Linked DNA regions of Homo sapiens: regions 1, 2, 3, 4, 5 and 7 are each linked to region 6. A link is a loop called in an ENCODE intact Hi-C map of the cell type or tissue named here. Cell type or tissue: endothelial cell of umbilical vein. All regions are shown on one strand. Region 1 overlaps CUBN (cubilin). Region 2 overlaps CUBN (cubilin). Region 3 overlaps CUBN (cubilin). Region 4 overlaps CUBN (cubilin). Region 5 overlaps CUBN (cubilin). Region 6 overlaps CUBN (cubilin). Region 7 overlaps VIM-AS1 (VIM antisense RNA 1).

What was found. A loop is a pair of places that touch in the nucleus more often than their neighbours do. Peaks named below come from ENCODE experiments on the same cell type or tissue, not always from the same donor. Only the 100,000 strongest peaks of a DNase experiment are listed, where the experiment ranks them.
Region 1: a loop joins it to region 6, with 8 times the contacts of the local background. A loop is called at or near these places in 3 of 110 quality-filtered maps.
Region 2: a loop joins it to region 6, with 7 times the contacts of the local background. A loop is called at or near these places in 10 of 110 quality-filtered maps.
Region 3: it touches region 6 in a loop (6-fold over the local background); 10 of 110 quality-filtered maps call a loop at or near these places.
Region 4: it touches region 6 in a loop (6-fold over the local background); 5 of 110 quality-filtered maps call a loop at or near these places.
Region 5: it touches region 6 in a loop (2.9-fold over the local background); 6 of 110 quality-filtered maps call a loop at or near these places.
Region 7: it touches region 6 in a loop (7-fold over the local background); 15 of 110 quality-filtered maps call a loop at or near these places.

The regions. Positions count from the first base shown.
Region 1 is chr10:16,831,144-16,835,143 of GRCh38, reverse strand. It overlaps CUBN (cubilin), which reads left to right. Exons shown (of 67, transcript NM_001081.4): 64 at 1-130; 65 at 3,727-3,892. Among named protein-coding and RNA genes, the nearest start is that of RSU1, 16 kb to the right of the region's middle. In endothelial cell of umbilical vein, no CTCF peak of the experiment used is centred here; a DNase peak (open chromatin) is centred at 2,253; H3K27ac peaks cover 2,033 bases.
Region 2 is chr10:17,004,465-17,008,464 of GRCh38, reverse strand. All of the region lies in intron 28 of CUBN (cubilin), which reads left to right. Among named protein-coding and RNA genes, the nearest start is that of CUBN, 120 kb to the left of the region's middle. RefSeq lists an enhancer at 1,341-1,635. In endothelial cell of umbilical vein, no CTCF peak of the experiment used is centred here; DNase peaks (open chromatin) are centred at 924 and 1,544; H3K27ac peaks cover 3,144 bases.
Region 3 is chr10:16,994,693-16,998,692 of GRCh38, reverse strand. The region is part of intron 28 of CUBN (cubilin); the gene reads left to right. Among named protein-coding and RNA genes, the nearest start is that of CUBN, 130 kb to the left of the region's middle. RefSeq lists a cis regulatory region at 2,284-2,301 and an enhancer at 2,220-2,364. In endothelial cell of umbilical vein, no CTCF peak of the experiment used is centred here; DNase peaks (open chromatin) are centred at 2,082 and 2,372; H3K27ac peaks cover 3,894 bases.
Region 4 is chr10:16,948,989-16,952,988 of GRCh38, reverse strand. CUBN (cubilin) reads left to right here. Exons shown (of 67, transcript NM_001081.4): 33 at 600-713; 34 at 2,878-2,988. Among named protein-coding and RNA genes, the nearest start is that of RSU1, 130 kb to the right of the region's middle. In endothelial cell of umbilical vein, no CTCF peak of the experiment used is centred here; DNase peaks (open chromatin) are centred at 658 and 1,748; H3K27ac peaks cover 2,441 bases.
Region 5 is chr10:16,851,545-16,855,544 of GRCh38, reverse strand. The region is part of intron 59 of CUBN (cubilin); the gene reads left to right. Among named protein-coding and RNA genes, the nearest start is that of RSU1, 36 kb to the right of the region's middle. In endothelial cell of umbilical vein, a CTCF peak has its summit at 2,156; DNase peaks (open chromatin) are centred at 804 and 2,134.
Region 6 is chr10:17,060,758-17,064,757 of GRCh38, reverse strand. All of the region lies in intron 22 of CUBN (cubilin), which reads left to right. Among named protein-coding and RNA genes, the nearest start is that of CUBN, 67 kb to the left of the region's middle. RefSeq lists an enhancer at 1,306-2,505. In endothelial cell of umbilical vein, no CTCF peak of the experiment used is centred here; DNase peaks (open chromatin) are centred at 1,517, 2,067 and 2,557; H3K27ac peaks cover 3,510 bases.
Region 7 is chr10:17,214,282-17,218,281 of GRCh38, reverse strand. VIM-AS1 (VIM antisense RNA 1) reads left to right here. Exons shown (of 3, transcript NR_108061.1): 2 at 2,008-2,115; 3 at 2,918-4,000. Among named protein-coding and RNA genes, the nearest start is that of VIM, 12 kb to the left of the region's middle. In endothelial cell of umbilical vein, no CTCF peak of the experiment used is centred here; DNase peaks (open chromatin) are centred at 1,831 and 2,991; H3K27ac peaks cover 3,221 bases.

The DNA.
Region 1 (4,000 bases), 230 kb after region 6:
GCCAGATAACTACGACAATGACAAGGATTGCACCGTTACTCTCACAGCCCCCCAGAACCACACCATTTCCCTCTTTTTTCATTCACTTGGCATCGAGAACTCAGTTGAATGCAGAAACGATTTCTTGGAGGTGATATGCATTTGAATATCGTTTGAATGAATTATTTAAAAGATGGTGGATCACTTAAGATTTTACACCTTTTATCTAGTGCTGCTAATATTATATGATTCTTATTTGTTTCATTAATTTATTCATTACCCTTTCATTCCCTAAACATCTACAGAGCACCAGTCCAAACACCGGAAATTGGGAACCTTAGGGCCCGCAGGAGACTCCTAGTCTGGCAGGAAGGACAGATGGGGTATAGCCAATTACAGCACAATGTGGAAAGGACTAACTGAGTCCAGCATGGGTTGGGGTTCCTAACTCAGTCTGGGAACTAGAAGGCTCAAGAGGGCAATATGTAAGTTGAGACCTAAAAGGATCAGAGGGAAGTCTAAGGACAACATGCTGGTTCTGTAAAATGAAGCTCAATGATACTAAATAGCTCACCTAATTTTCCTGACAGCTACAGTAAGTTTGGGGCATCGTCAACATCCTCTAAAGACAAGTGTTTCCTTGAATAAATGCTCCCTGGTCTCAGGGGGGTGTGGTCTGTCCTTTCTTCACCACAACTCCAGAGCTTGAATTTGGGCACAGAAATGACTTCACTGTTTGCCCATCGTCCACACACCCACCCCCCACTCCCACCCCAGGACACACTGAGAGAGAAGCCCCCTTGTGCCTGGAGCAGGCAGAACCATGCGCCTCGTGGGCCTGAAACTTTGGGGTCCTCCAGTGCCCCCGATGAGCTCCCTCTGTGCTCTTTCTGCCCCATCGCTGCATTGGGCATATGAGATGGAACATGAACATCATCGCTCATAGGCAGGAGATAGTCTGAATAAGCCTCATGTGATGTGGACCCAGTGTGTGGAACTCAGCCCCTGTGTTTTGCCAGAAAAACCCCAGAGCTCACGGGGTTTGAGCTTTGCAAGCTCTGTCGAAAATGCATTCATCCTTAGGAAATATACTTAGGTGGAACCTAAAAACCAAGAGCATAAAGATGCTGAGTTCCTCTGTGAGTGGAGTTTAAATCTAAACCTCATCCTGACCGTCTCTAAACTGGCTTTGTACCACACAAGAGTCTTCAGTAAAGTTTCCAAAAAGTGTGCTTGTTCCTCTACCCCTGATCTGGAGTTGTATTTTTTATTTTATTTTTTTTCTCACTGCCTCTTTAATCAGGTCTTCATTCAAAATAAGCTGCCCAAGAGGATTTGACCTTTGTAGCATAAAGAAATGTACCGGTGTAGGCAGCGGGCTCCTTTCATTCTGTGGGACGATTCTTTCTAGCGGGCCTCTGCTCAGCTGATAGTTTCTTGGTAGCTTCAGCCTTTGTTCCCAACAAAACATCTTCTGCTTCTTAGCACCAAGGGCTTTCTTTCTTTCTTTTCTTTCTTCTTCTTTCTTTTCTGCCCTGCAACCCCCCTCATCCGATTTGGCTCCTAGGGCTGCTGGCACCTTCTGCCCAGCCTGGCCAGGAAGGGTGTTCTGGCATATGGTCTTTGCATATGGGTTTAGCTTCAACATGATTCCTGATGCGGAGTTTTATCATCCTGGAAAGCTCTCCCCTTTGGAATTCATCTAAATCCTTTATTAATCAATAACCTTAACATATAGTGCCATAAATAACACTCGGAGGAAGCTCATGCCTTTTCTAAAGGAATACTCGCCACGACAGGAGACCGAAAGATGTATATAGCAGGGAGGAAATGAAGAGGCAAATACAGTTATTCTTTGTGCCGGTCAGGTTATTCAACTTGGACCTGTGTACCTCCCCCACCATGGAGATCCAAATATTTATATGAAGTGTAAAGCAGAAAGAATGAGGAGAGTGGGATCTGGAGGAAAGATGGAATAATCCCGTTAGGTTGGAGTCACAGTGCAACTAACTCTTAACTCACTCCAGCTTGAATGGACCATTATTGATCAGAGTCAACGTTTGCCATTTGCCTGATAGATGCTGGGAAGCAAAGCCTTGCTTTCCAGCCGTGGAGAGTGAGAATTCCTCCTCCTAGCTGTCCTTCATTACTCCACAGAATGGATCTGAAACTTCCTGTCCCATAAGCAAAGAAAGGAAACCACCGCTTAGGCCTGTAAAATGTAGCTCCATCTGGCTCTCAGTGGGAAGGCTGTGGGCATAGTTTCTTGGCAGCTGTACCAGGAAGCCTCAGCATTCCGTTCTTGTGAACTGCGGTGGGAACGGAAATGTCTGACTGAGAATTCTGACTGTGTTACTACCAAGCGAGGGCCGAGCTCTAGACCATGCTTGGAATCTGTTTTCATGCCTTCACCTCCCCTTTCAAGATCCTCTGATGTCCCAGAGATGCCCACTGCTCTAGGTGGCCCCATTCTTCCTAGGAGAGGAAAGTGAATAAGACAAGTTGTCAGCAGTGTCAGTGGAAATTAGTATCCTGCTGCTCCTCTCAGAGCAACGGCATTTTGAAAGAGGACCCTGAGGGAAAAACGCCCAAACTCAAAAGCGTGGTGCTGGCTATGGCAGCCCTCCCATCTACTAGTGGATGACTGGCTACTCTGTCATGGCAAGGTTACTTTGTTTAAACACTTAGCAGAATAATCCCCAAAGCACTAGAAAGGCATTATTCTCTCCCATGGGCTACTACATCGACCTAAAAGGAATCTCACCTGATCAACACAGCCCAGCAAGATGTCTTAACTTTGTGACTTAAGATACCAGCAATTAACCAAAGTTTAAACCATGGAATTATATAGGGAACAGAGGAACTTCCAATATTTTGAATACATAGATCAGTAAAATCAGCATTTCCGCATGTCAGGCTGGTTCCAACATACATTGCCCGCGTAACGTTTCCGTAAGAAGCGTCGAGAGCCCTCCTGGAAGCAGGGCTGGTTGTGAATGCAGGGTAGCAGCCAGGCTGGGGGACAGAAAGTGGTTCAGTTCACAGTGTAGTTCTCTCTCCCCATAAAACACAGGCTCATCTCCTGTTTTTATATGTGTCTACTCAAAAATGAGTTGAAACAAAAAAGCAACAAGGCCTCGGAATGTGTTTGTAAAACACATTTAACAACAGACATTGTATAGATTTATAATTCTGTCCTTTGCCCATACAGAAATTCCTTTCGTTCTGAACTTTATTATACTTTGCATTGTATTTTTTCATAGCCTCTTTACAGCCAAGTAATTTTCAATGGGAAACACGTGCACACACACACATACACAAACACACACACAATGAGAAAGGTGTAATAGTTGACTGGAAGCAGAGCAGGCAACATTGCCCCCGCCCATCTCCACCTTTTAAAAATTCACTTTACCTACATTCTCCAGAATGTTTCCCCAAAAGCAAAGGCTGCAGGATCACAGCACAAACTACGGTATAAAAAAGCTGCCTGGTGTTTTAATTGCTGTAGGTTAACAGGTATTTCTGAATCCAAATGCAAATGTTTTTTGATCTACACGTGGAACATTTTTCCCCTTTGCAAGTGAAGGTGACTTCTGCATGTATTTTCAGAAAACGCTTCATTCTTAACTGTATAAAAAGACAAAGCTTTTCCGACCAATGTCATCATTCAAATTGTCTCCATTTTAATGTATATACCTTAGAGAAGAAAGTGTAAGTTTAATAATGAATGACTCCTTCCTAAAGGTGAGAAATGGAAGTAACAGCAATTCACCATTACTGGGCAAGTACTGTGGAACTCTGCTGCCAAACCCTGTCTTCTCTCAAAATAATGAACTATACCTACGATTTAAGAGTGATAGTGTAACTTCTGATCGTGGATATGAAATCATCTGGACTTCATCACCCTCTGGTAAGACATTTGCACTTTGTACAGGAAAGCACTGTGAGAAAAACATGAGGTGTCTAATAGTAAAAGGCAAAGTAACTTTATATTTTTAGCTACCTGTGTACCTGATTA
Region 2 (4,000 bases), 56 kb after region 6:
CACACACACACACACACACACACACACACACACACGAGCAGGGATTCTGCAGCCATGGGGCCAAAATAAATTTAAAAATTACTCTCAATGCTCAAGACACACACACACACCACACACACACACACACACGGGGAGGGACTCTACAGCCACAGGACTAAATAAATGTAAAAATTACTCTCAGTGCTCAAGAGACACACCACACACACACACACACACACACACACACCACACACGGGCAGGGACTCTACAGCCATGGGGCTAAATAAATGTAAAAATTACTCTCAATGCTCAAGTGTAATTGTAATTTTTTTTTTGAGACGAGGTGTCATTCTATTTCCCAGGCTAGAGTGCAGTGGCGCAATCTCAGCTCACTGCAGCCTCAGCCTTTTGATAAGGTGATCCTCCCACCTCATCCTCTTGAGTAGCTGGGACTACAGGGGTGCACCACTTCACCCAGTTAACTTTTGTATTTTTTGTAGAGATAGGGTTTCTCTGTTTTCCAGGCTGGTCTCAAACTCCTGAGCTAAGCAATTTGCTTGCTTCGGCCTCTCAAAATGCTGGGATTACAGGCATGAGCCACTGAGCTGGTCATAACATTCTTAAATGCATTTGTGTGAGTGTGTGTAACATATCAGAAGGAAAATAATTAGAAAGGCTTCTCCTTGCACAGCCCCGCAAGGGATGTTCTCAGAATCAGGTGGAGGGCTCAGGACAGCCCCGCTAACGCTGGTCCTGGAGTTGCTCTTCGTGCCCTGGCCAGGTCAAGTGGCTTTAAACTCCTAGCCTCTTTTCCTCAGAATCCTATCACCTTGCAATCCCTTCCCCCTGCCCCACCCTCCCCACTGGACTCTTTTCTAAACTGTGCAGTACGATCTCCAAACACCAAGCAGAGAGTTCAAACTTGGCAGCGACATCATTTCCTGAGCACTGCTTCTGAGGAAGAGTTCCTACACACTTCATTCATTTCCCCAGTTCATACACAAACGCATTTACAAAATATGCTTCTTTGTGAACGACACAAACCTTCTATTGGCTTTAAGAAAACGGATCTACAACGAGGCTTTATCTGTGGGCTCTTTCTGAACATGGCCATGCAGACATGAGACAAAGTAACATTGCAGGGCCTTTTATGCGGGTCCTCAAAGAGGGCCCCACCCTGGAAATAAAGAAATGGCCACAGTTGCCCTGTCTCTAATCGGTTCATGGTATTCAGCCTTGACAGCATTGTCCAGCGGCTGAATTCAGCCTTGGAGGCCTCCATCTGGGTTGCAGGGGGAGGGGGTGGGGGATAGGGGTGGGGAATACAGAAGTTTCCGCAGGCTGTGTGAAAAGTGGCCTCCCAACCAGCTGCACAGACCCCCTCGCCTCTTCTGGTCGTTGCTCCCAGAAGCCTTCTTTCACTTAGTGATGGAATCCAGCATACAAACAAGGTCAAGGAGCTTTGTGAGCGAGAGAGTGACATTTGCAAAGGGAGCGAACCCTTCAGCTGGGAGCTTGCAGGAGCAGGGCTAAGGGGCATGTGATCAGGAGGTGATGTCACCCAGGATTTCCACAAAGGAAAAAGTGGCCTTTTCTTTGGGAAGATAGATGACATCAGCCTCTCAAATGGGGGCTGGGTCCATTTTATCTTCCTTTTAGCTATTAAGGAGATTTCTCAAGCCTTGAGAAGTTTCAGAAATTAGAAGAGAACATTTTAAAAACCGTGTCAACATCTTTTATGACTGGCTCGGTTTGGATGTAAGCCAGTGCCTTCTTGACTACCTGTGGGCATGAGGCACTGTACCAAAGGGCTTTTAAAAAACATCTTTAGAGCACTGGCAGAAAACCGCCATGAGGTCGGCAGTGTTTCTCTTAAAGTTAGATCTTTGCTCCAGGTCTCTTTCTCTCGAGTGGTCTTTCATTAGCCTTTGTTTATCACTGGTCTTTCGGGGGAATTCCTTCTCATTCAAAAATTTTATTCCTTTTGTGACTTAGAGTACATGTAGTACGATTTCTGGGAGGTTCACCCTTTAAAGACAAAGGTTTTATCTTTTGTAATTCTGTTATCCACTTGTCTTGTGTGAGAGAAAATGCCTTAGGGTGTGAGGGTGAGTAAGCTGGGCTCTAGGAGAAGATCTGCTGGACCCAGCCTATAATGAACAGGCAGCTACAACTGTGAATCATGTTAATTACATGATTATTTACATGTCAATTACACATAACCTCTGCCAGCAGATATTTTTTGAGAAGAAGTTTTTCATTCATTCAACCAACCATCCAGCACATATTTTGGGCTTGTTGTCTAAATATAGAGAGTATTAATTTGCTTGGGCTGTCGTAACAAAAATGCCACAGATTGGGAGGCTTAAGCAGCAGAAGTGTGCTGTCTCCTGGAGGCTGGAAGTCCAAGGTCAAGGTGTCGGCAGGGTTGGTTTCTCCTGAGGCCTCTCTCCTTGGCTTGCGGATGCTGCCTTTTCCCTGTGTCCTCACATGGTGTTTTCTCTGTGTGTGTTCATCCTGATAGCTCTGTGTGTCCAAATTTGCTCCTTATAAGGACACCAGTCAGATTGGATTACAGTCCATTCAGCTTCATTTTAACTTAATTGCCTCTTTTTAAAGGCCCTATCCCCGAGGACAGTCACATTCTGAGGTCTGGGAGTTAGAACTTCAACATATGAATTTTGGCAGAGATACAATTCAGCCCATACCAGAAAGGAAGGAGATCACATTCTTGACTTTGGGGAGTTAGTCATAGAGTAGGCAAGGCAGGTAAACCAAGTGTAGAAATATATACATAATCCAGGACGCCATGGGAACACAGAAAAAAATAGCTAGGACAGCCTGCGGAAGTTCAAAGAGACCTCCAGGCAGCTTTGACATTTGAACTGAGTTTTAAAGAATGGGCAAGAATTGATCAGACAAATATCTGGGAGAGGAAGGCTTTTCTAAGTAGAAGCAGCAAGGTGTGAGGGCACAAAAGTTTTGCAAAGAGCAAGTCCTTCAGCTAGACCACACATTCTCTGCATTCTCCATTGGGGCAGTATCAACTCCAAGGAGGTAAAATTGGCTCTTGGTAGGGGGATTAAGAAATTCTTACTCTTTAATGTATAAAGCATAAAGATATACAGTACATAACAGATATGCAATATACTTGTGGTATTAAATTTTCATGGTTGAGAATTTGGAAAAAAATGTCCGAACAATCTCCTTAGGGGGCTGATAATGAACAAAAGGTGAGAAACACTAGGGAAAGGGAGTGATAGAAGTTGACGCAGGACACGTTATCAGAAACCAACTGATAGGAAACATCACAAGAATTTGGATTTTATCCTGCCATCAGGGAAAGACCACCAATGGATTTTTAAGTGGGAAATTTAGTGATGCAAACAGAAGTACACTTTAGAATAAGAGTTCTGGCAAGTAGAGGGATGCCCAAGAAGAGGAAGAGACTGAGAGTTTGGTGACTAGTCAGAGCAGGGAGAAAGGAAATGAGTAGTGGGTGAGGCAGCGTATTAAAGAGCTGTTTAGGGCTGGGTGCAGTGGCTCACACCTATAATCCCAGCACTTCGGGAGGCCAAGGCAGGTGGACCATGAGGTCAGGAGTTTGAGACTGGCCTGGCCCACCCCATCTCTACTAAAAATTCAAAAATTAGCCAGCTGTGGTGGTGCGTGCCTGTAATCCTAGCTACTCAGGAGGCTGAGGCAGGAGAATAGCTTGAAACTGGGAGGCAGAGGTTGCAGTGAGCCAAGATGGCACCACTGCGCTCCAGCCTGGGCAATAGAGTGAGATTCTGCTAAAAAAAAAAAAAAAGAGCTATTTAGAAGGTAGGATGGGCAGATCTGATGGTGGAGTAGATGTGTGTCAATCTGGGAGACAGAAGAAGGAATCATGGATAGCTCCCGTTTTCCTGCGGTGTATGATTTGGTGCATGGTGGTGCCATTATTCATAGATAGGAAATCCCAGATAAAGACCATGTTTGGGGGAAAATTGTGAGCTTCTATTTGAACATGCTGAATTTG
Region 3 (4,000 bases), 66 kb after region 6:
TTACAAATGTGCACTCCTTGAATACCACACAAATAGTTGTTACCATTTTGTACCTACCTGGGAGTTTGGCCACCTCAATTATCAGGGAAAGAATGAGGATACATTAGCTTCTTAGGGCTACTGTAACTAAGTACCACAAACTGGGTGGCATGGGACAACAGAAATTTGTTCTCTTTATTCTGGAGGCTGGAATTCCAAAGTCAAGGTGTTGGCAGGGTCATCCCTCTGACGGCTCTAGGGAAGACCCTTCCTTGCTGCTTCTAGCTTCTGTTGATTGATGGCTGTCTTTGGCTTTCTAAGCCTTGTAGATGCATAACTCCAATTTCTGCCTCTATCCACACATGACCTTCTTCCTTCTTGGTGTCTGGGACCAAATTTCCCTCTTCGTATAAGGATACCAAGAATATTGGATTTCAGTTCCACCCCAATCCAGTATGATCTCATTTTAACTTGACTGCATCTGCCAAGGCCCTTTCCTCCAAAAAGGTCACAGTCACAGGTTCCTGGTAGGCATAAGTCTCGGGGGACAGTGTTCAACCCAATACAGGGACAACTCTCTCCTCTCCTGGAGTCACGATGTTTTGTCCTCTTCTTCCTTTTCACTCTCTTCTTTCTTCCTTCTTTTTTCTCAAGGAAATTTTATGTTCCTTGGCCTTTATATTACTTGATTTTCTTCTTTGATTTCATCTCGTGATCACTCCAGTTTGTGTCCCCTTCCTCACAGAATACATGCTATCTGACTAAATCCCTCAGAAAAATCCATCTGCACATGCTTCATGTCCTTATGAATTTGAGGAGCTCCACCCTTGGCCTTGTGTTCAGAGAGGACTAGTGACCCTAGTAGGACAGATGCCTATCACTTGGCCACATACCTGTGAAATGTTGGGGAATTAACTGGTAACATCAAACCAGGAATTACTGACTTTTTGTGGTTCTCATTACATGCCAGTCACCTTTGGACAACTTTGGCCATTTTAAGGAGCACATATTCCTGTCCACTTCCCCACCCTCCCTGACCTGAAAGTTTCTGTTCAAAATCCTTGTAATTACGTTTTTTTATGTTTCATAGATGTATCGGAAGTGAGGCCTGTATACTCACTCCAGGAAATAGTTCACTTTGCCTTGGGTTGGGCCTTCCCCAGATTCTGAGCTCTTAGTTACCAATTCACATCACACCTGCCTTACCAAAAGGGTCCTTGCTGGCAGTTTCTCTTCTGTGTCCTCCCTTCCTCCACAAGCTGCCTTTTTTTTTTTTTTTTTAGATGGAGTCTCACTCTGTTGCCAGGCTGGAGTGCAGTGGTGTGATCTCAGCTCACTGCAACCTCCACTTCTTGGGTTCAAGTGATTCTCCTGCCTCAGCCTCCTGAGTAGCTGGGACTACAGGTGCCTGCCACCACGCCCAGCTAATTTTTTATATTTTTAATAGAGACAGGGTTTCACCATGTTTGCCAGGATGGTCTCGATCTCCAGACCTTGTGATCGGCCTGCCTTTGCCTCCCTAAGTGCTGGGATTACAGGCATGAGCCACTGCGCCCAGCCCACAAGCCGCCTTTTTACACAATGAAGGCAAACTGGCCTTGCCAATGAAGCACATCTCAAGGTCTTATAGAGCAGAAAGAGTTTTTATTGTTAAGTTATAGAAAAAAAGCTATTAAAATATAAATTGAGCATTTTAATGAAGCACGTGAACATCCTCACTAATTACTTTTAAAATTTAATTCTCTTTCACTGTGCCTTGGCTTTTGGCTTCGTTTTAACAGCAACTGTTGATTTCCCAGGCATTTCCTTTAGGAATGAAGGGATAAGGGTGGGAGGGTGTCGGTGATGAATCACTTCTCTCTTCCTTTTCTGCCATCCTCTTTGGGCTTTAGCCATGTGTATTTCAAGATGTTATTCCTCCTGATGCCATCAGTTTATGGCATATAGTTTCAGGAAAATGCCAGCCAGCAAAGCGCTGACTGCATTTGAGCAGTCGCCGGGCAATACAGCAGTTACTTTTTAAATTTTGTGCCTTGGATTCCATTTAGCTGTTTCATTACTGGTTTGCTTTTATTAAAGCTCTTATTAAAAACACACAGATACGAACTTAAAGATAGTACCTACATAGGAGATTATTATTAAATGTTTCAGTACTGGAATTTTATAACTCATGGCTTGTTTTGGACAAAAACCAAAACAATATTAGTGAAGTTCTTTTATGAAGGTATTTTAAGTTATCTACACAAGTAAGCAGGTTTAGCAACAGCTTGTAACTCTTGGTTGTTATGAGTTCAGCAGATCAATGTGCTTCCTGCAGATAAAGCAAGCACTTCCTTTCGGCAGATGAGTGAGAGTTTGGAGGAAAATCAAGGCAAACAGATGATCAGTCACCAGCTCTAAAACTTTTATAAAGATTAACTCTTTAAAACTGAAAAACATAGGCTTCTCTTCAGGGCATTATTTTATTCCAGTTCAGCTGATGTCTAATGATGTATTCTGTTAGATTTTGCCTCAAAGTCAATTAAAAGATTTTTGCTTTGTTTACGTTTTCCAGGTTGCTATGGTGATTGTCTTCAGTGGAGGGACAGGACAGTAATGAGGGCAGCATTCAACATTGTTAGTTCCGTGCCTTTGAGCTGAAGTTCTCGGCAAGGCATGGGGGAGAGAGAACACAGAAGTGGAGGTCAGGATCGGGGAGGGTGGGTGTCACAATAGGGTTTTGTACCCACATCTGCCATTCACTAAGTGATATGAGCATGTTCCACAGCTTTCTTGAACCTCACTTTGCTCACCTCTACAATGGGCCTGACATCATTGTTACCTGCCTCCCGTTGTCATGATTAATTTCAAATAAAATAATGCATTTCAAATAAAAATAATTCAAATAAAATAAAAGCACTTGAGAACTGAACTACCATAAAAATATGGATTGTCTTTTAAAAAATTTTTGTGCACCTTAATGAAAAACCAATTTCTTACCTCTTCTCTAGCTATTCATGATAGCTTTTTAACCAGTAATTCCTCTTCTAGCTCCAAGTCTTTGTCTCAAATCTGGGGATAAAGTCTTGTGAGGATACAAAACACGGCCAGGTGTGGTGGCTCATACCTGTAATCCCAGCACTTTGGGAGGGAAAGGTGGATCACTTGAGCCTAGGAGTTCAAGACCAGCCTGGGCAATATAGCAAGATCCTGTTTCAAAAGAAAAGAGTAAAAAAAAAATGTAAAGATAGAATACACAGCATGTGTGAAAGGATTATGATATGCACAACATTTAGCTAAAAACTTTGGATTGTTTCATTCATTCTATGTAACAACCCTATGAAGTAAGTATTCATACAGCTATAGATGAAAGAAAGGTTAGATTACTTACCTAGGAACTATCACAGCCAGTTTAGGAACCCATTTGTCTGAACTACAGCCCATGCTTCCTCTGTTACACTATAATGTTTCCAAAAGTTTTGCAATCTAACATGCCAATTAAGCAGTTCTAAAATCGTGTCTACTCCATGAAAACTTTCTCTTACCAAAGTGACAAAGAGCCACTGTGTCTATTTCTCTCAAAACTCTTTATTCCTCATGTCACTGTTCCTTTCTTGGTTGGTATTTTCATCTTTTTCATTTTTGAGACGGGGTCTTGCTCTGTCGCCCAGGCTGGAGAGCAGTGCTGTGATCTCGGCTCAATGCGACTTCCACCTCCTGGGTTCAAGCAATTCTCCTGCCTCAGTCTCCTGAATAGTTGAGATTACAGGCGCATACCACCACGCCCAGCTAATTTTTGCATTTTTAGTAGAGACAGGGTTTCACCATGTTGGGACAGGCTGGTCTCGAACTCATGACCTCAGGTGATCTGCCCACCTTGGTCTCCTAAAGTGTTGGGATTACAGGTGTGAACTACCACGCCTGGCTGGTATTTTCATCTTTTAAATTATCTTCTTTTATCTTCTTTTGAAAGGCTTTTCTAAATCATTGTCATCTATTTTAGATTATGAATGACCGGTGTTAAAAACTTCTGTATTTCTTT
Region 4 (4,000 bases), 110 kb after region 6:
TGCTCCAGCTGAGCCTCTATAGATGCTCCTCTGTGTCTGCTCAGGCAGTCCCCTCCCTGGCCTCCCTTTTCTCACCCTCCAAGTCCTAGTTTAGCCTCGGCCTCCTCCTCAGCAAGACTCCTCTTACGCCCTCCAGCGGTGACCGCCTCTCCCTCTTCAAGACTCACATCGAATTTTGCTCTTCTCTAGTAATCTACAGTCATCCTTATGAAGCCTTATTCAATTGAGTATTTATTTTCCTGAAAAAAAGAGGTCATTTATAAGCAGATTATCCCTATGCCTATGATTTATGAGTGGGCAGTGTAAGTGAATCCATGCAAGAATTTTGTTTGAATGACTTAGGCAATTCATAGACATTTAATCTGTTGCTTTTTGCCACTTCCTACTTCCTGTAGTTGAAGAATAATTGTTAAAAATATAAACTGTGCTCCTGTTTTCTCATGGTTTATGTACAGCTCTCCTTATGGAGAACTTTCTTGGCGTGCATTTTAGAAATAAGAAGAAAAATCATTGATGGTTTTATTCATCAAATAATTGTTTTGTACGGTCAGTAGAAATGAAAAGCATATGACATGTATGTGTGTTTGTGTGTTCCCCAGCCTGCGGAGGCCACATCCTCACCAGCTCATTTGATACTGTTTCCTCTCCACGGTTCCCTGCCAATTATCCAAACAATCAGAACTGCAGCTGGATCATTCAAGCGCAACCTCCATGTAAGTAACAAAAATGAAAAAGAAAAGGCACACAGGAGAGAAGGTGTCTGTGGGAAGGTCAGTCTATGAGTAACCTTCTTATCTCAGTGCTAACAATCGATGGCCTTCCTCTTCATCTTTTGCAAGTCCCAATTCCTGATGTGCTTAAGAACAAGCATTTCCTAATCTGATAGGGAAGTCATTTCTACAGTTGCTTCTAAATTTAAAAACAATTTCTTTTTTTTCATGTCAAGGCCTAGCAAAGGTTAAAAAACACACACACGCACAACAACACAACACACCTACAACCTTGCTGTATTAACAGGCGTATGCAGGCGTATGAGATTGGGGGTAAACCAAAATAATCGATAAATAGTTTTTGACATGTGTGCCTTGAGTATAGCTGATGTTCAAGACAGTTGCTGAGTGAACAAATGAAGAAGAGTCACAGACTGGAGAATCAGTGACTCACGGGCCAGAATGCAATGCGCGCACCTATCCATCAAAGCAAACATTCATAAAACCTGGGCTCTCCTGCAAGGTACTATTCCAGCACAGGCCTAGAAGAAACATTGAATAAACGCTTACTTTCTTTTCTTTTTTGGAACCCTAGAATCTTATTTTCTGACCTGGTAACAGTCCGATGGTAAGGACTTCTGTCCTCATTTTACAGACAGAGAACATCAGGAAATGCCCCTCAAGGACATGACAGAATGGCTGCAAAGCGGGTGATGCTGGGGCCCTTCTGAATCCTGTTTCAGAGGAGCCCTGCCCTCCTTTGAGGTTTGCAGGAAAATACAGTTTCAGGCATAATGTAGGAAAGTCTTTAAGTTCTTCACTCTGCACAGTAATTAATCGCCTGTGTGAAAATAGGGAAGTCACTTAAGCTAATCAGGCCATGAAAAAGTAATCTGCAAAATGAAGAGTTTGGCTTAAATATTCTCTAGCACTTTCCCCTGGGATGTCAGGAGTTAACAAATTGCTAGTATCTTCATTGACATGCATAAGATGTGGCAGCCGATGATGTCATCCTTAGCCAATTCAAACGGGGAGGTGGAGCCCCAAAGAAAGTTGCCAGCCAGCCAGAAACTGAGCTGTAGATAAAGAAGCCCCCTCCCTTGAACTGAGAAGTTTGTGCCTGAGGATTATTTTCTAATGAGTTGTAAAGCATTTAGATGAAAGATCTCACTGGTTCAAGAACAGCAATAGGAAAAGATCCTATTCTGAAGATTAGGGAGCTTAAAGAACAACAAAAAGAAAATGTATCCAGGTGCTTGCTGTTCTGCAAGTAATTCAAAACTTTCTTGATAAATGTCTCTGAACCTTAGGGCACTAGCTCTAGCCTGAAAATAAAACTGAGTGAGCTAAAATGTGGGCTCCAGGGAGAAAAGAATGCCTTATTTACAAGCACATGCAAAGAATCCGAATTTAAGGAAATGAGTCTATTGAGAAAAATGCTTCTGCGAGGAACACAGCAATGGTGATATAAAAACTGGAAAGACGGCATTTTCCAACAAGATATTCCCTTATAGTGCCTGGAATGAACCTACCCAGGAGTCCTCTTATTTACCACTGCCAGTGTTTCAGATGCCACAGGCAGTTTCAAAAGCATCTATTCCGTTACTCTTCAAAGGAAACCATCTATTCTATTACTCTTCAAAGGAAACCATCTAGGATAGAAGTTGTCCCCTTCCCTTGCTTTATCCCTTCAACCATGTGCAAATCCGCCTCATTCATTACTTCTCTGCTGGAGAACCCTTACATGAAATTACCAGAAGTAAAATTTATCTCCCTGTATGTTTTTTAATTTTAATTTTATTTTGTAAAAAAATTTTATTGTTAATTTTTGTGGGTACATAGTAGATGTATATATGTATGGGGTACATGAGATGTTTTGATACAGGCATGCAATGTGAAATAATCCCATCATGGAAATGGGGTATCCATCCCTTCAAGCATTTATCCTTTGTGTTACAAATAATCCAATTCTACTCTTTTAATTATTTTTAAATGTACAATAAGTTATTATCGACTACAATTACCCTGTTGTGCTATCAAACAGGTCTTACTCATTCCTTCTATTTTTTATAGTCATTAACCATCCCCACCTCCCCGTCTTGCCCCATCTCCCTGTATGTTTTATTTGCCAGTACTTTACGAGAGAGTCTTCTCTTTTTTCTTCCAGTAAATCATATCACCCTCTCTTTTACCCACTTTGAACTTGAAAGAAGCACAACGTGTGCACGTGACTTTGTAGAAATTTTGGATGGCGGCCACGAAGACGCGCCCCTCCGAGGTACCTCAGCGTTCACTCATCTACATCTGTGGTCTTGGCTGTGCTTTATTTATAGATCCGCATATTTATAGGCTGCCATTCTAGGTTGCAATGTTTCCAATAAATAGAAAGAGCAGCCTAAGCCAAATAAAGATGATTAGAGGGTAAGAAAGCAGGCTTGAATGTGGGGTTCAGGGAACTCAGCCTGTTTATTAATATATTCAAACGTGTGAATAGTTTGTGTATATGTTTTAAAACATTTAAAAATTGCAGCTGCTTTAAAGAATAGTGGAATGCAACCCATCCCAGCATTAGGTAGCATTCTATCAGAAATTTCTTGTTAATATTTGACCAAGTTCTTACATTCACATGGAGTATGTTTCTTTCAGCCTTGTCCTTAGTGGAAGCGAAAAAAAAAGCACTTAATTAGATAATTAATTAATTAATTCCATTAAAAATCTGTCTTTTTGTTTGTTAGACATCCCAATAAAATTAAAGAGTGCCGCTATCTAGTTTCTGAAATGCTCTCAGGCAAAACAAACAAACACACACACACTACACACACACACACACACACACACACACACCAGGCCATTTAAGCTTTCTCCGTAAATTTCCTAACTTTTGAATTTTGTTGTAAAAACTTCTCATCCTGCACTAGAAGACAAGGTCTGTCAGAGAGGAGACTGTTTGGCCTGTTGCCTAATTCCCAGTGCCCAGGACAGTGTCTGAGACAATAGTGAACAATCAATGAACTCTCCACACCCTATGCACACCTCTCACAGCATTTGTTAGTAAGCATTTGACCAAGGATAAGGGTATATTATTTAACAAGCTGTTACATAGCAATACCTTGCGCTGAGTACTGTTCTCAGTATGTTATAAATAGTAGGTCAATCCTTGTAATCTTATGAGATAGGTTTCATTATTTTCAATATGCCCCTTTTTCCAAGTGAGGAAACTGAGGCACCAAGCACGTAAGTCACTTGCCTAGGATCACACAACTAGCAAATGGCTGAGCCAGGGGCTGAAT
Region 5 (4,000 bases), 210 kb after region 6:
TGGCTGTAAAGTTGAGTCTGGGTTCAAGTCTGCTCCACATGAATCCACTTTTTCTTTGAACCAGCAGTTACTCAGCACATGATATCTTAGTGGATCACAGGAGCACAAAGTCCTAGACAACAATAAAAACAAGAACAAAACGTAAGCACGTTTAAGGCCTCTGGCTGCTTCATGACCACTAACACTCATTCTAAAGCAAGTCGTAGGGCTAAGCCTAACATCAAGTGCACAGAAAAATATACTCTCCATTTTAGTGCAGTGCAAAGAGAGATACTGAAGAATTAAAAATCAGCCAGTTAAGCTGGGCATGGTGGCATGCACCTGTAATCCCAGCTATTCAAGAGGCTGAGGTGGAAGGATTTGCTTGACCCCAAGAATACGAGACCAGCCTGGGCATCATAGCAAGTCCTCATCTAGAAGAAAGGAAGGAAGGAAGGAAGGAAGGGAAGGAGGGAGGGAGGGGAGGGGAGGGGAGGAGAGAGGAGGGGAGGGGAGGGGAAGAGAGATAGAGAGAAAGAGAGAGAGAGAAAGAGAGAGAGAGAAAAAAGGAAAGGAAAGGAAGAAAAAAGAAGGAGTGAGGGAGGAAGAGAGGAAGGGAGGGAGGGAGGGAGGAAGGAAGGAAGGAAGGAAGGAAAGGAGGGAGGATGGATCAGCCAATTTACCACTCAATCCATGGCAAACACATCAGTGATTTAAGGATGCTTGTTCTGGGGTTCCCTGGAATGTGGGTGTGCTGCTTTATGGCATTAGTCATAGCAGTAGTACTACATAATAAGTGTGTGTAATGGCATTCACTGGGCCCAAGTACAATTGCCATCTTGCCCTTATGAACTTATTAGTAACAGTTAATAAACAAGTAGTGATAAATATAGCTTGAATGTTTAAAAATAACATTTAGTTTTTGAAGCTGATGATTAATAGAATAATGCCCAGCAACAGCATTTTCCTGTCTACCTACCTCCAACTCTTCAGTGCTCCTACCTGCAGCCCTCACCACAGCAATGTCCTTTCACCTGGTCTCATCTCCTTCAGTCTCGTTCCCTTGCATGTAAAATGCTGGTTCTGGATCAATTTTTAGATCAGACTTGATTAGCAAGTGCATCCTGATTCTACCACTTATTTGATTAAAAATCTTTCAACTGAATCCCATTAGCCAAAGAACACAGTCTGACAGCCAAACTCTGTATAATCCAGCATTGAAGGCCCTCTGTAGAAGACCCCATCCTGTTTTCCCAATCCTAATTCTCATTATTCTCCTTCATGTGCCCTATTCTTTTCTCAGAGTTATGCTTGCCCATGCATATAATGTAAATTCTTGCCCATTTAGCCTTGGATCAAGAGATTCTTTCAGGCTGGAATTGCCAATGCCAATTCCATTTCTACATGGTTTTATTCTATTTATGCTTCAAGACCCAGATCCAAATCACCTCCTCCTTGGAACAGTTGAGATCCTCATAGCCCAAAGTAATCTTCATCTTTTTGCAAAACTGTAAGACGTTTCTGCCTCTTTTACTGAACCTATCATTTTCTAAATTGCGTCATCATTATTTATCTATGTCTTACTACTAATGGACTATCACTTATCTTTTTCTACTTAAATACTAAATATACTTTCTTGAATATTGAAACAATATGTAATAAATAAATTTATCAATCCATTCATACCCTCAGTCATCGTTCTTCTGTGCTACGCATGCCAATAAGCTTAAGTGGTTTCCTTAAGTAACAGTCAGTTCACACTGGAATCAAAGCTGCTCAAACTCCACAAACTCCAACCCTCTCTTGAGTTTGCAGGCCCATTTCAGATTAGCAGAATCATTAGCAACATGTGGTGAAGCACTGCGTATTGCTTACGTTTCAGAATAATTTTGTCCTATATGACCTCTGTGAATATATCAGGGACTGGGCCTTTGGAAGCATTTCAACTTTGGGAAATGTCTGACTATGCAAATACTCTATAGTTTCGCCTGACTTAGAAGCTATGGACAGGCCAAGCCTGACCTACTAAGTAATGTGCCTGTAACAAAAATCACCCTGCACGTTTGCTATCTATCCATTGGATTTACAGACAGGGTTCAGGAGAGCCACCATTGTTCATGTTTACTGCCAAGGTCCAAGTACAAAATCTTAGCACCCCCTAATGTTGAAAGCAGTCTTTTCACCGTGAGCAGAAAATGGAATGAGAAAAATAGACTGAAGGCCAATCCCAGCGAAGTTTAACTTTGGAACTAGCCATGACCTATATTTGTGTAGAATACAAGCTTTATAGACATTAATTTCAGCACCAGTTTAATCCCTGTTCCTACTAGGGCTATTTTGAGCTTATTTCACCATTTCTTTCAAAATTGTCAATAAATTGTTCATCCCTTTATGCTCTTCTTAAATCATTTCTGAGCTGTCTGCTTAGGCCATGGAGTAGACAAAACTAAATCTTATGTTCTGAGGATTGTTTTTTTGTATTCTTTTATGGTAGACCGTTTAATCATCTTGAGATTATTCTTTATCTCTCCTTTGTATTTTTATTCTGAATTATAAAATTTTTATCTGAAAGAAGGCCTTTTTCTTCTATAAAGATTTTTTCCTTTAGCTTCTCATGTTTTGGAAAAGAAAAAGTTAAATATAGAGTGTGGCTGAATATAAACTGGACTGCAGTGTTAAATGCCTCTCAGCCTCTTTCTATCACACTGTGTAAATAAAAGATTTGTTGGCAGCAATTTTCTTGGTTTGTTGGGTAAATTCTTCATAAATTCAGTTTTCAGTCTGACAGTGTTCATGAAAGCGGAACATAAAAGTAAAACATATGCACATTTTCCACCAGCTTTATTATGCAAAGTACTTGATTTTGTATAAAACTGGATTTTTCAAGGCCAGGAAAATCTTCAATAAATCACATCAGCAATCCCAAAAACGTCTGTAGAACCCTATGTGTTTTCCCACTTCTTTCAGCAACTCCGTGAATAAGAAGGAGACACCTGAAGGCTCTGCTATGGAAGCAAAGAGCGAGGGAGGCAAAGATAGAGTGAGGAAGGGAAAGATAGACTGAGGGAGGCAAAGATAGAGTGAGGGAGGGAAAGATAGAGGGAGGGAGGGAGGGAAAGATAGAGGGAGGGATGGAAAGATAGAGTGAGGGAGGGAAAGATGGAGGGAGGGAAAGATAGAGTGAGGGAGGCAAAGATAGAGGGAGGGAGGGAAAGATAGAGGGAGGGAGGGAAAGATGGAGGGAGGGATGGAAAGATGGAGGGAGGGAAAGATAGAGTGAGGAAGGGAAAGATGGAGGGAGGGAGGGAAAGATAGAGGGAGGGATGGAAAGATGGAGGGAGGGAAAGATAGAGTGAGGAAGGGAAAGATAGAGGGAGGGAGGGAGGGAAAGATAGAGGGAGGGAGGGAAAGATAGAGTGAGGGAGGGAAAGATGGAGGGAGGGAAAGATGGAGGGAGGGAGGGAAAGATAGAGGGAGGGAGGGAAAGATGATGGAGGGAGGGAAAGATGGAGGGAGGGAAAGATAGAGGGAGGGAGGGAAAGATAGAGTGAGGGAGGCAAAGATAGAGGGAGGGAGGGAAAGATAGAGGGAGGGAGGGAAAGATTGAGGGAGGGAAAGATGGAGGGAGGGAAAGATAGAGGGAGGGAGGGAAAGATAGAGTCAGGGAGGGAAAGATGGAGGGAGGGAAAGATAGAGGGAGAGAGGGAAAGAGAGTGAGGGAGGGAAAGACAGAGTGAGGGAGGGAAATATAGAGGGAGGGAGGGAAAGATGGAGGGAGAGAGGGAAAGAGAGTGAGGGAGGGAAAGACAGAGTGAGGGAGGGAAAGATAGAGGGAGGGAGGGAAAGATGGAGGGAAGGAAAGATAGAGGGAGGGAGGGAAAGATAGAGTGAGGGAGGGAAAGATAGAGGGAGGGAAGGAGGGAGAGATGGGGCGGGTGGGGGGAAGGAAGAAAGAAAAGAAAAGAGGGAGGGAGGAAAGGAGGGAGCCCAGGAGGGAATGATCTGATCATGTTCTCAGAGT
Region 6 (4,000 bases):
CACAGTCTTTGAGGTAAGATGTGAACCAGAGATGCTCCCAGCCCCAAGAGCCTGTGCATGGGATTGATGAAGGAGTCATATTTCGTTAGGCTCATGTTTCCCTAGGATGTGTTGTTTTTTAGAGACTCTGAGCTTTCCTTTTGCATCATTGTATTAAAGGACCCAAATAACATCCAGCATAGACCCATAGTAGGCATATGGTGACCATGCTTCCAAGCATTTCTCCGCTTTGGGATTACCCCAGCAGCATGGTACAATTCACTGAGCTCCCTCCAGAAAGAACTGGTAGCTTTTCCTATGTTGGGACATGCACCCTGTGACACACTCTGGCATCCTGAGAACCCCAGATGCTTATCTTTTAAAGTCCCCACTCCCTAAAATAAATAAAAGTTTAAACATCTCCCACTCAAAATCTTACCCAATTTCCCATTTATTTCTCCTTCAGAGGGGCTGGCCACTACTCTTCATTTCAGGCAAAACTCTGCAGCAGTTCAAGTTCTATGTTCAAAAGCATGGCTTTAGATTTGCTCCAGAATCCTGAGTGTGAGAGAATCAATCAATACTTTTCTCCCAGGTAGGAACCTCTGCAGGAGCAGTTCATTATCCAGCTCAAGTGCAAGCACATGCGAAATGGAATCCCTGGCAGTTACAATAGGCTATGGTGTGTGATTGACGTATTCACTGGACTTCATTCAGGTGGTTAACATCCAGTGACCAAAATTGGTTTCTTAAGAAATTATAGGGTGCACACAATTTTTCATGCTGTTGTAGTTTTATCTGTCTGGTATGTTTGGCCCCAAAGCACACTGAATATTAGATCAGGATTTGGAGCAAGTCACTTGAACTCTCTAGGCCACAGTTTTCTCATCTGTAAAATTAAGGAATTGGATTTGGTAATCTTCGAGAGATGACTTCTGGCTTTAATCATCTATGAACATAATTTTAATTTGGTGCATGAATAAACTGGCTGTATCTTAGATAACATATAATACAGGCAGGGCCTCCTGAAAATGTGGAAATCTTTGTAATGATATGCAAAGTAAGACATACCTTTGTAAAACAATTCTATTACCATCCTAGCTTGTAAGGCAATATTTTGTGCAGAAAGAACCCAGAGCAGTTAAAATAATTGGGCAGGGAGGATATTAGATTTTAATTCTAAAAGTTTTCAGAAAGATAAGATACACGTAAAATAAAAATGAGTCAGGAAAAGAGATAGAAGCAAACTGGACAGGAAAGGAAACTATAAAGAAAGAGAGAAGAAAAAGCAAGCAATAAAAGTGAAGGGGAGACGATGTTTTCATAGAAACTCAAAAGATTCTCCAGCTGGCTTCCCTGTGTGATAATCATTACTTTGGCCTCTATTTGGTCTGCATAAGGCTGAAATCACAGACGAGGGAGTGTTTGCTTTCTGTCCCTGGGCTGAGCCCGGCTGGTCACTGTGCCCGCTTGTTGTTGGATGAACTCATAGGTCTGACTAACACAGTCAAGCCATTCTAAATAGCAATCAGATGACGAGATCCAGGAAGACACAACACACCTTCTGTTTATAATTCTGGAGCCTGTCACAGTTTCCCATAGATCAAGACCTGAGAGATCGGCTCTCATGCATTGCTGAGGGGGGGTCCTGCAGCATTTTTTAGGGAAGGGCTGGTGTCAGGAGACTGAGCTGGTGTTGGGCTGGTGACACCAGGTGGTGGGCTAGTACTTTAAGGCAGTGGCTAGACCTAGAAGGCAGCCAGAGTCAGAGTGAGCTGCTGGTGTGGAAACACAGAGATGCTAGGACTCATTCTTTTCAGGTGTCATCGTATGTTGGATATTTTCTGCAGAATAAAATAGCATCAGGGAAAAGCATCAAGGGAAGCTCAGTCATTTGCCCTCATCTTACTTTATTGTTCTAACAGAAGTTATTTCCAGAGCAGTAATGTTGGTATTTGGTTGTTGATTTCTAGCTCCTCAGCCCAACAGGTGTGAGTTTGCCTGCTGAAGTCTTTCTTGTCTTCATCTGATAAAGGTTAAGTTTCCGGATTTGAGTTCAGATACTTTTCCATCTGTAGTTTGTGCCATGTGGCTATGATGTCAGCCCCAAAATATGTGTTTGGGAGAAAAAAGATTGGTTTCTTGTGATTACTGGGACTTCCTCCCTTGTTACTTTGTTTCTGCCTTTATCCAGATGTGCCTGGGAAAACAGAAAGAAAAGAACTAACAAGTACAGGTTTAACAGGTTAAAACTCTTACGAAGTTCTTAGAAACTACAAGACTAAGCTTTAATTTAACGTATTAGATTTTGCTCATTCAAACTACAAAATATTTGAATCCTGAGAGACTATAATTGACTAATGTTATCAATTTAAAGTAAAATTTTATATTCTATTAACATGTATTGCATATACATTAATATATAATCCTGCTAAGAGGGAACTTTAAAAGTATAAACAGGGACAGATAAATGTACCGGATTCATTTTCAACTTTAATATTAGAGGAAAACCTATGTAACATCTAGTCCAGTGCTTTTCAAACTGCAATTCATGACTCATTCGTGAGTCATGAAATTAATTTATTCGGTTGCTACTTGTGATTGCTAAAAGTATGGAGTAGGATAGAAAGGAATAGGAGAGAAAGTATCAGAGTTTATCATACAAAGTAAGGTGCCGCTTCATGAGAACTGTTTGTAGTATCTCCGCGCATGGGTGGCTAACGTAAATGTATTTTTTAGGGTATGTCAAGAAAGTTTGAAGCACAAATCTATTCCAGTTACCTTAATTTTTAAATGAGGGAGATAGAAGTCTAGGATGTTGAATTTATCCTCCCAAGAATACATAGCTGATTGGTTTGAAAGTCAGACTAAACAACTGAGTCCCGTCTTAGAATCCATTGCTTTTGCCATGTCTAGGTTAGCTCTTAGAAACGCTCTAAATGAACTGCATATAACAGCTAGTAACATTTAATTCAGGGCTATCATCAAACTGTGGTGGATTTTTCATATTTCCTGCAAAGCGAAAACCTTCACAATTGTCCAGGGAAATGGCCAAGGATGATCCCAACAACAACAACACAGGATTAGAGATGAGCCCTACTGGGCTTTCTTGGCCTCCCTCCTTCCCAGGGCAGGGTTCCCACCTACTCATCAGTGGGTGGTTAGTGCTGTTTTTTATCAGTGATCCTGGAATGAGCTCAGAAGAGGCATCTAGCAGTGCAAAGTTAAGAAATGATGACAAACATGCCCAAAGAGGCCTTCTTTACACTAAACGGGTAAAGAGAGTTCTGTTTCTATTTTAAAACTTCAGTTTGGGAGTGTAGTGTTCTCAAATTCTAGTGTTCATAAGGAATTTGAGATGGGGGATTTTCTTGCTATAAATTCAGGCATCTGGGCCCCACCCAGAAATTCTGATTAAAATAGGTCTAGGGTGCTTGTTCGCCAAGCAATTCAAGGGGTTCTAATGAAACTTTGTAGTTTATCAAGGACTCTGAAAGTCAAGCCTTAGCATGTGAATTGCTGTAGAATTACAAGGGAGATACAATAGTGGATTGGACTGTAACTGCTCATGATGGAAAGTACTATTCATGACACAGGGAAAGGGGATGCTGTAGGGAGGTCAGAAGTCTTGGTCCTACTCTCAGCCTTGATACTAATTAGGAATACTTTTGTTTGTTTGTTTTTGGGTTTTTTTTGTTGTTGTTTTTGTTGTTTGTTGGTTTGTTTTTTGAGATGGAGTTTCACTCTTGTTGCCCAGGCTGGAGTGCAATGGCAATATCTCAGCTCACTGCAACCTCTGCCTCCTAGGTTCAAGTGATTCTCCTGCCTCAGCCTCCCAAGTAGCTGGGATTACAGGCATGGTCACCATGCCTGGCTAATTTTGTATTTTTAGTAGAGACAGGGTTTCACCGTGTTGGTCAGGCTGGTCCTGAACTCCTGACCTCAGGTGATCCCCCCGCCTCAGCCTCCCAAAGTGCTGTTATTACAGGCATGAGCCACCGCACCCAGCCATAATTTGGAA
Region 7 (4,000 bases), 150 kb before region 6:
AGTAATTTTGTGCTACCATTGGAGATGTCCCCAAATCTCTTTGGCATTGTTATCATGATGTTTGTCTCTTTGGTCTACTTTTTTCCTATTCTGATGCAGCAACAGGACCCATTTTGATTCAGAGAATATGGTGCCCTTAATGAATCATCAAGAAGTCCATAGACAGTTTTAGGGGTTTTCTGTGGAGATCTCATTTCTTAATTCTGACTCAACCCACCAGAATGAATGGATAATTATGGCATTTGAATCTTGCATATGATTAAGTGAATAAAAATGCTTTGCCCCATTTGCTAGTAGAAAAGAAATAAAACCACATTTTTGGAATGCAATACTTATATCAGTTAAAAACAACTTCTCCCTATACTTACCATCTATTAGTTTGATTTTTAGGGAGATTTATTAACATTTTAGTCCTTCATGGTAGTACTATTGTGCAATCCAAGAATTATGGGGGAGTTTTTGGAAATGAGAGGAGGCTCAGGGAATTATAGGCAACCAAGATTCTCAAGGCCAAACCCAACAGCGATACTGATAATACATGTGTGCTTACTATCCAGTTTTTAAATTTTCTCATGCAATACTAATCTCATTGCTTTTGTATGTCAGATTTTAAAATAGAGCATGCTTAATATACTTCAGATGTCTGCAAGGGGAACAGCAGCAAATACCACAGTCCCATGGTAAATATAAGGGAAAAACAAAGGCATATATGTGTTAACAAGTCTGATGAATGGCTCATGCCTGTAATCGCAGCACTTTGGGAGGCCGAGGTGAGAGGATCATGAGGTCAGGTGTTCGAGACCAGCCTGGCCAACATGGTGAAACCCCGTCTCTACTAAAAATACAAAAATTAGCAGGGCGTGGTGGCAGGCACCTGTAATCCCAGTTACTCGGGAGGCTGAGGCAGGAGAGTCACTTGAAACCAGAAGGTGGAGGTTGCAGTGAGCTGAGGTCACACCACTGCACTCCAGCCTGGGCAACAAGAGCAAAACTCCATCTCAACAGCAACAACAACATCAATAACAGCAAAGCCTGATGAAATCCTAACTCAGCAGTGGCGCAATTACTTCATAGATTGGATTATTTTGAAAAGAAGCAGCAAACCCCATTTGGTGGATGTATTTTGAGTCTTTTTTTTTTTTCTGAGACAGGAGCTTGCAATACCACCCAGGCTAGAATACAGTGACTCCATCACAGCTCACTGTAGCCTCGACCTCCTGGGCTCAGGCAATCCTCTTACCTCAGCCTCTTGAGCAGCTGGGACTACAGGCACATGCCACCATGCCCAGATAATTTTCTTAAAATATATTTTGTAGAGACAGGGTTTTGCCGTGTTGTCAGGCTAGTCGCAAGCTCCCGAGCTCAAGTGACCCCTCCTTGGCCTACCCAAAGTGCTGGGATTACAGGCATCAGCCACTGCGCCTGCGCGGCCTGCGTTTTGAATCTTTAGGTGAGCAGGCTCCCTGCTAGGTGCTAAGGACGCAGAAATGAATACCACCCCTCCCTTCCTCTCAGAGGGCTCCCAATCTGCTCCTCTTTTCTCTGTTAAATATTTTGCCTTTGAGTCTTGCATAATGATGTGGCCACATTGAGACCTAGTTGAACAGTTTCACAATAACTCCCTTAAGTCAGAGGGCCTTGGTGAAATAACATTGACTTTTACTCTGAAATCCATGGAAATACAAAATTTACTGTTTTGTTCTCCTTGATAAAATATAGCATAATAACTAGTTGCTGGGTTACTACCTAAAACACAGGCCCCAAACTACAGCCAGGAAGGGCAGTTAGCAATTAAGTAAAGGAAATGACTATGACTAGTGGGTCTGAAACCCAACACACTGCCCATATCCTTCTTAGCATAGGGAGGCATTGATGTTACTTAGGCAACTTTTATCACTAAGGAAGTAGTTTTGGTGACTCATGCTCATAACAGAATGACTTATTTCAAGACCTGAGTGTTCAGTAACCTTACCATTATGCTTCTGTTTTCTTTTTTTTTGGACTCAGACAGCAAAGCTCCCTTTGGATGACATAGATTTATTACTTAGTAGTATATTATGTATTGGCTGTCCCACATTTTGAAATTTAATGGACTCGTGGTGATCAGAATAAAAGGTCAGTATTTCCTACAATATGTTGATACGTTAAAGGCAGAACTAACACCTCATTTTCTAAGCAGAACTATTATCTTATTAAATGTCTAAGTTGACATTTCTTGCCAATTTTTTTTTACTTAATGTAACAGTGCTGTTTCAAATACTAGTCATTATTTAATAACTAAAATGGAATGCTGAAGAATTTTATGCTATGACATAAAATGCCGTATTTTTTCCCCAAATATATGAAAAATGGAATTAAAATCTCCACTGAGTGTTGCTATTACAAAAGGAAGAAATCCTAAGGAAATTCATTGGCTAGGTTCTCGGTTCAGATTTACAGCCTACCTGCTTGATGGCCCAACAGCATTTATTTCTTGACAATTGACATTTTTTTCTGTGTTAAAAATAGCTGAGAAGTTGTAGAAAAATTAGTTAATTAAAAGAGTTATAGGTTGCTAATGTGTTTGGAGAGCTTTATGGAAGAACTTACTGTTGACAGAAAAAGCAAGCCACAAGCCAAGGACCTGAGCTGGCTTCTGGGGTAGTGCAGGAGCAACTTGGCTTGGGTTCCAGGGTTTGTCGGGAGCCTTGGAGATGCCAGCTTCCAGTGTGGTCAGCCAAGGATTTACCTGAATCACTAGTATACCTTTTGTCCTAATTCCAGAAATCATGCCATAAGTCTCAAAATTTGGACAGTGTTACTTGAGCTGTTTTTATTTTGCTTTCAATTGAGTCCTTTTCTGGTTTTAATTTTGTAGCTGGAACAGCTTGAAAAAGGCAATGAGTCATGACAAATATTTCTTTTCTTCTCAATATAGAAGCCTTCGATGTGAGGCCCAGGCATTGAGTACCATGTGTGCGATTCACAAGCCTTGGCATCTGAACAATTTTTTGGAAGGATCCATCAGGACAACACGTCGGGGGTGTACTAGTGAAGTGATTTTCCAAATGTGCTACTCAGACCTGTAGCATCAGCATCACCGGATAATTTGTTAGAAATTCCAACTGTTAGGCCCCACTTTAGACCAACTGAATGTGAAACTCTGGGAGTACGTGGGGCCCAGCAATTTGTGTTTTTACAAGACTTACCAGGTGATTCTGAGAACCACTGTGCTAGTGAATTGTTCCTGTCTGTGGCCACGTAGAATAAGAAAACCATAGGGTTGGAAAATGGGGAAACTGGTGAGTGTTCGCTTATGAGGAAATGAAGAATAGATAGAAAAGAATTAGTTAACTTTTGGAATTCAAAAGAGAAGCAGTTTGTAAAAGCCAGGAATTTGATTTGAAGGACTAATTGCTTGCAGAATCTTTGCTTTCTCAGAGAGGGGCAATCCAGATCACTAGGTTACCGTGAAATATGTTGGTATGGCTCTAAAATTCTAGAATAATCTCTCTAGTGAGAAAAGGCATACCTTTCCATATTAGGACAAAACTTCAAATCAGGTTTGTAAAATCCTATAAGATTATTGTATCCCATTGCCATGGCCAACTTGTTTGTCTCTGGAGATCCCAGTTTCTACATCTGAAAACCATATGCATTCCTGCTCACCAGGAATTATCTCGCTGAATGAAGCAAGAGATTCAGGATGTGTAAGAGAATTTATGAAGCATTTGGATTACCAAGAAATGTGAAGTATAAAGATCAAGAATGATTATTACAAACACTGATGGTAAAGAGGTGTTTCGAAGTCGATGCAAAAAATGAGTTGCTTATTTCAGTCTCTCTTTGATATATCTGCCTTTTTAGTGCTGACTCTATCATGTATTCACTATTTGATTTTCAGTGAATCACATTTTTTAAAGCTTTTAATCTGTTTCCTCAAAAAATATATTTTTTAAAAATATTTACTCAGGATTGTTGTGAGAATAAAATTGATTCGATTGATATTTCAAAAAAGAAA